Regions from separate parts of the Homo sapiens genome. Here region 2 is linked to region 1. A link is an interaction called in ENCODE POLR2A ChIA-PET data of the cell type or tissue named here. Cell type or tissue: K562. All regions are shown on one strand. Links, peaks and the distances in the headings refer to the core of each region. The heading gives the core; the rest is flanking DNA. Region 1 overlaps PRKCZ (protein kinase C zeta). Region 2 overlaps PRKCZ (protein kinase C zeta).

Region 1 (2,905 bases), core at 1-2,500:
CCGTGCACATTAACCCTGGCTGTGCCACCCAGACTCCAACCCAACACTGTCAATGCAAAACGGGGGCTCAGACAGGCGGGAGGGCAGGCTCGAGACGGAAAGACCGCAGGCCTGGAACAGGTGCTGGCTGTTACCACTACCAGCCCTGGCACCTGGGGTCTCCAGACTTCACCCGTGGTCTCATCAATCTGCCCACCTGCAGCAATGCAGAATGGAGACGAAGCGGCCATCCGTCCTGGCCCCGACAGACCCACAGACCCACAACCAAAAAGCATCGGCCACAGTGAAACTCCCAACAGCCAGCAACTCCCTGGGGCCAGGCAGGCAGACGAGCCCAAGACGATTTCCCCAAGCCCCCCGGCCCCCAGCCCTCCACAGCCACCGCCACACATCCACCAGGCCTGGGCCACACACCATCCGTCCTCGGGGTGAGCATGTCCCTCCAGCAGCCCCTGCCTCGCTCAGAAGGTCCCTCCACAGCCTTATTTTTCTAAAAATCTGTCACCCGCAAAACAACAGCCTCTCACTGCGTTTCCCCTGACATTGCTGGGAGCTGCTGCAGCCGCACGCCTTCCCCGGGCCGTGGCACCAGCCGTGTTGCTGCCCGGAGCATCTGTGCAGCGCACAGGCAGCGGCAACGCCGGGACTCAGACCCAAAATGCTGACTCGGGCACCGTCCTCCGCACGCACAGGGCCTGCAGCACGGCTGGCCCGGCCCCGGGGGCGCGGAAAATCCACGGGGGAGATGCCCCCGACTCACCGGCTTTCTTCTCCTGCCTCCTCAGCGCAGATTCTTTATGCTCTGTGCGCGGCGGGCGTGCAGGGAGGCATCTTCCTTCCCGTTGACGAGCTGATGCTGCGTCGGCTCGCCTCCGGCCCCGACAATAGGCAGGGAGGCTCGAGCGCGAGGAGCAGATATTTAACGGAAGGCCGGCTGTCCTGTCCCCCGCCCCTCACATCCCTGCCTCCTCATGTCTCCAGGCCCGGGTGGTACCCGGCTCCCCCGGGAAGCTGTAGCCAGCAGCTGAGGCACAAACTAAAACACGGCATGGATGTGCAGGAGCTGACGCTGACGTCACAGGAAAACAAGCATCTCTGCATCAGCACAGTCCAGAGAGCGGGCGGGCAGCAGCCAGACCCAGGCAGGGCTCGGACTCAGCGGACCTTGAAAATGCGACATCAGAACAGAACCCAGCTAAGCCCGGGGTCCTGCAGGTTGGCCTGCCAGGCTGGGAGTGGGGGACAGCGCAGCTGTGGCCGTGGCGAGTGACCTCTGACCTGCGTCCAGAGGCTGTGAATGGGCTCGACACCAATGGCCAAGGGCCCCGAGCACTGTCCCGCAGCCCAGGAACGGAGCGGGAGGAGAGGAGGCATAGGGGCCTTGCGATGTGGTTGTGTCCACCCCACAAACCCCACCAGTGTGTGTGGGGACGGTGGGCACTGGGGGGCAGGAACAGGAAAGGCCAAGCTTCCCCAGGCTGAAAACTGTCCCGGCTGGCCTGGAAACGCACACCCTCAGCCTAAGGCAGGAGACACCCGCATTCCCAAGACCAGACCTCACGGGCTGTGCTGTGCCTGGCTGTGGCCAGCCCGGGCTCCTAGGGAGACCCAGAGCCGCCACCGCCGCTGGGTGGCCTGACCCTCCAACCCCTACCCTGGTACCCTGACAAACCCTGGGACCTGGTCATCACTGGCAAGTGAGACCTGGCATTTTCCTCCAATCATAAAAAACATGGGGGGTCGCGGGGTGCTCAGCTGGGAATTCTGCCCACTTCCCCAAACGCACTCGGCACTCGTGCTGAGCCTACATGGGCCGCTTCGCACTGGGGGTGCAGAGGGACAGAGGGGAGTGTCCTGCAGACCTCTGGCTCTGACCAGTCACACCACACGCTCCCTGCATTCATACGTGCTGTGCCCTCGATGCTCCAGCACCTATGGCCCTGCTGACCCTGGAGGGACGGCCCCGAGAGGCCAACCGATTCCTAGAGACAGCAAAGGACTTGTCCCACAGCGAACCTTTCAAATGCAAACCCACCAACCCAGAACTCTCACCTGGGCCCACCTCCTACACGGGCCCCCAGTCGCCCCAGGGGCCTCCCCAGGTCACAGGGACAGCCCCTGCACCCCAGAGCCTGGCTGAAGTTACTCCACCTGGCCGACCCAATGCCTGCTCCCCACACCTTTCCCATGGAAACCACAGTAAAGGCCCCACCCACACATCCCCCTGCCTCCAACCCACCCGGCGCTTGCCCGCATGGCCCCGCGAGGCAAGAGGAGGTCTCCTCTCAGAAGCTGAGTAATAAACGACCTTCTCAACGGCATCATCTCCTGATGGCTGGCCTCCCACACCTGCCTGAACAGTAATAAAACCTCCATTTAAATCATCAAGCTCATAAACCTGTGTTTATCTGCATTCACGGAGTGGACTCCGGGCCAGAGCCCCGGGTTCAAATTCCAGCTCTGTCAGCAGCTCACCACGAGGCACGGCCACTTCTCCAAAGGGCCAAGCTTCCCTCGTCAGGCGGCTGACCAGCTGCATGAGGGGCATTCCGTAAAATGTGAAACATATAAACCTAACACATGCGTTTCACTCGACTTCCCAAATCTATGGGGAACGAGGGCTGGCAACCTACACTGCCTAGTGCTCCAAATCAGCAAGCTAGGATTTCTACGCTTTTAATTGGCTGAATAAAATGAAAAGGATAATATTTTGAAACACCGGAAGAGTCTATAAAATTCAGATTTCAGCGTGCATAAAGTTTCACTAGGACACGGCCATGCACCTCCTTGGGTGCTGCCCACGCCTGCTCAGAACCCCAGGCTTCAACTACCTGGCCCTGGACAGAAGCAGCTCGCAGACCCCTGGCTAGGCCTATAAAATCATAAGACCACCGAATACCATGGC
Region 2 (2,905 bases), core at 302-2,801, 88 kb before region 1:
CTGCTGGATGCTCTGAGAGAAGAAAAAATACCTCGTTTATAACAGAAACGAGATGAAACACTCAAGACAAAATTAAACAAGGAAGTGGCCAGGCACCGTGGCTCACGCCTGAAATGCCAGCACTCTGGGAAGCTGAGGTGGGAGAATCGTTTGAGCCCAGGAGTTTGAGACCAGATTGGGCAACATAGCAAGACCCCCATCTGTAAAAATAATAATAATAATAATTAGACAAGGAAGTGAAGAAAACCACATGAAGACTTCAAGAGTCTCCTGAAAGAGGATGTGAGTGAATGAAAAGGTAAACCGGGTTCCTGAATGGGAAGATCCAACACTTAGAAGGATGTCAATTTCGCCCCAGGTAATGTGTGAACTTAACAAATCCCAATGAAAATGCCAGTTTCGGGCCAGGCCCAGTGGCTTACACCTGTAATCCCAGCACTTTGGGAGGCCCAGGCAGGTGGATCACTTGAGGTTGGGAGTTTGAGACCAGCCTGGCCAACAGGGTGAAACCCCGTCTCTACTAAAACTACAAAGATTAGCTGGGTGTGGTGGCAGGGGCCTGTATTCCCAGCTACTCGGGGGGTTGAGGCATGAGAATTCCTCGAACCCAGGGGGCGGAGGTTGCAGTGAGCCAAGATTGCGCCACTGCACTCCGGCCTGGGTGACAGAGCAAGACCCCTTCTCAAAGAAAAGAAAAGAAAATCCCAGTTTCTTTTTCTTTCTGGAGGCAGACGGGTTGATTATAAAGTCCACATGGAAAAATAAACAAGAGAAAAGGAAAAACGAGGCAAAACTGTCTGGATGGTGACGCTGGTTAGTCAAGGGTCTTTGGAGTGCGGACGAAGGTTCTTTCCTGCACGTTAAAATGGGATACAAGTTTATAAAGAGGCTCTTGTTTTATGTGGTCTCTGTCGTTATCTAGTAGTTAAGCAGCAAAGGCACAATTTCAGGACCGGTCCTGAAAGTTCCTTCAACTAAGGAGACTCCAGGTGGCTCCAGGGCTGCCACCCCTATCCCTGCTCATCCTGGGAACCATGCAGGGCGCAGTGGCATGGGACGTTCGGGTCTGGATGGAGAAGGGGAGATGCCATGACCTCATCTCTGCTCACTACTAGCAAAATCATCTCCAAGCCTGCAGTGGAGGTCCCCCGGTCCTAACGTGACCCCGAATGGCAATGACACCTGCCCCCTGACCTGTTCTAAGAGCGGCCAGTGCCTCCCGATTAGAACTACAGACAACGCATCCCTTTCTCCCGTGTTCTGCACAGTCCTGTGTGGCCTGTGACACCACATCAGGAAACAGCAGGGCCCCCTGTACACTGCAGGTGTGTCCCAAAGCCCATGTCCTGGGGGTCCCCGAGGGCCCCTCACTGCCCAGGGCTCTGGGAGGATGCATGCGCAGCTGTCCGCAGTGTTCCCGAAGAGTGCAGGACGCCCTCGCAATGCAAAAGGCAAACCAAGCCCCTGGCTCCTGCCAGGCCCCTGATGCTGGGAAGAGCCCCTTCTCCCGTGCACAGCCTTGTGGGGGCCACAGGCCCAAGCGTCCTGCTCCGGAAGTGCTAGGGTTTAGGGTGGCACTTTTACCATTTTAGGCAACCCCGATGAAAAGTGAGCAAATCAGGGGGCCGCTGAGCCGTCACCGTGTGTCGGCAGAACAAAGGCTGAGGCGGCTGCGCCCACGCTGGGCCCTACGGGTGTCAGTCAGGATCTCTCCTTCTGTTCTGAGCTCCCATGACTCCAGCACACGGATGGGTTTTGAAAGGGAGGTGACTCATGTTCCCCAAGAAGAGGCACCTGCCCTTCCCAAGGTCGCGGCCGAGGCTGTCCTTGCTGTGGCACCCACTGAGCCCTTCCCTCTACTGCCTCCACCCCGACGGCGGCGCCTCCTCCTGCAGCCCTGAGGAGGCAGCACCCCAGGGTCAGACCCCGTCACACCCTCACCTCTTTCTCACACACCCACAACCACAATCACCCCCGGCGGGGCGGGGCGTCTCCATCCCAGGCCACAGCACCCCCGAGTCCTCCACGTCCAGGCTGGCTCCGCTCTGTGCCTGTCTGGCCAGCACTGCCCTGACTTCTGCGAACCGGGGTGACTCCCCCACATGGGGACAGGCCCCTCCTCCCCACCCCCTAAGGCTTCCCTCCAGGCCATGACAGGCCCAGCAGGTCCCTCTGGCTTCTGCGGCCCAGATCCTACTCCTCACACGAGTGCCTGCCCAACACCAGCACTGCACTGAGAATCCCTGGGGCCTCCGCATCCCAGGGCCTCTTGGCCAAGTCCAGCTTCGAAAGCCCCTGGCACCTTCAGGCCTGGTTCTCTTCTGTCCCTGACACACACCATTGCCCTCGTCCTTCCCACAGGCCTGTCCCCCATGAGCCCCTCCTACGTGACCCAACCCTTGCCTGCCCCCCTCTCCACGGAGTCCCACTCTGCTCCCTGCGGACCCTCCCCGGGTGCCACGCCTCCTGACGCTGGTGACCAGTTCCAGGGACGTCACTCTCTGCTGTTAGTAAAGCTGTCTCCCTCTCCAGAGCTTCGGGCAGGTTTCAAAGCATAACTGACACACACACACACACACACACACACACACACACGCACACTGCTGGGTGAAGTGCTTTTCATGTCTAGAAGTCAGTTTGACCAAGAAGAGCTTACTCAAGTGTCTCAGTCAGTGCACGGCCTGAGAAGCGCTTCCACAGATAAGCAAAGGTGTGTGTTTGTTCTTTTTAAAGAAACATTGAGTGTGAATGAATGTAAAATAATCAACCGTGGCAAACAGTAAGAGATTTTATTTTAGAACAGCGAGTGAATGGGCGTATTTTAAGGGTAGTTTGCTCACCTACCATCTGAGATCACCGTGCCTTAGTGAGAAAGTGTCCTCCGACTCCAGTTGAATGGGGCGGG

What was found. ChIA-PET counts read pairs that join two places held together with the same protein. Peaks named below come from ENCODE experiments on the same cell type or tissue, not always from the same donor. Only the 100,000 strongest peaks of a DNase experiment are listed, where the experiment ranks them.
Region 2: POLR2A ChIA-PET joins it to region 1 with 5 read pairs; 2 of 35 experiments call an interaction of 5 or more read pairs at or near these places.

The regions. Positions count from the first base shown.
Region 1 is chr1:2,071,785-2,074,689 of GRCh38, reverse strand. All of the region lies in intron 4 of PRKCZ (protein kinase C zeta), which reads right to left. Among named protein-coding and RNA genes, the nearest start is that of PRKCZ, 23 kb to the right of the region's middle. In K562, for the core only: no CTCF peak of the experiment used is centred there; a DNase peak (open chromatin) is centred at 1,029; H3K27me3 peaks cover 2,425 bases.
Region 2 is chr1:2,159,929-2,162,833 of GRCh38, reverse strand. All of the region lies in intron 10 of PRKCZ (protein kinase C zeta), which reads right to left. Among named protein-coding and RNA genes, the nearest start is that of PRKCZ-AS1, 22 kb to the left of the region's middle. In K562, for the core only: no CTCF peak of the experiment used is centred there; no DNase peak of the experiment used is centred there; H3K27me3 peaks cover 2,423 bases.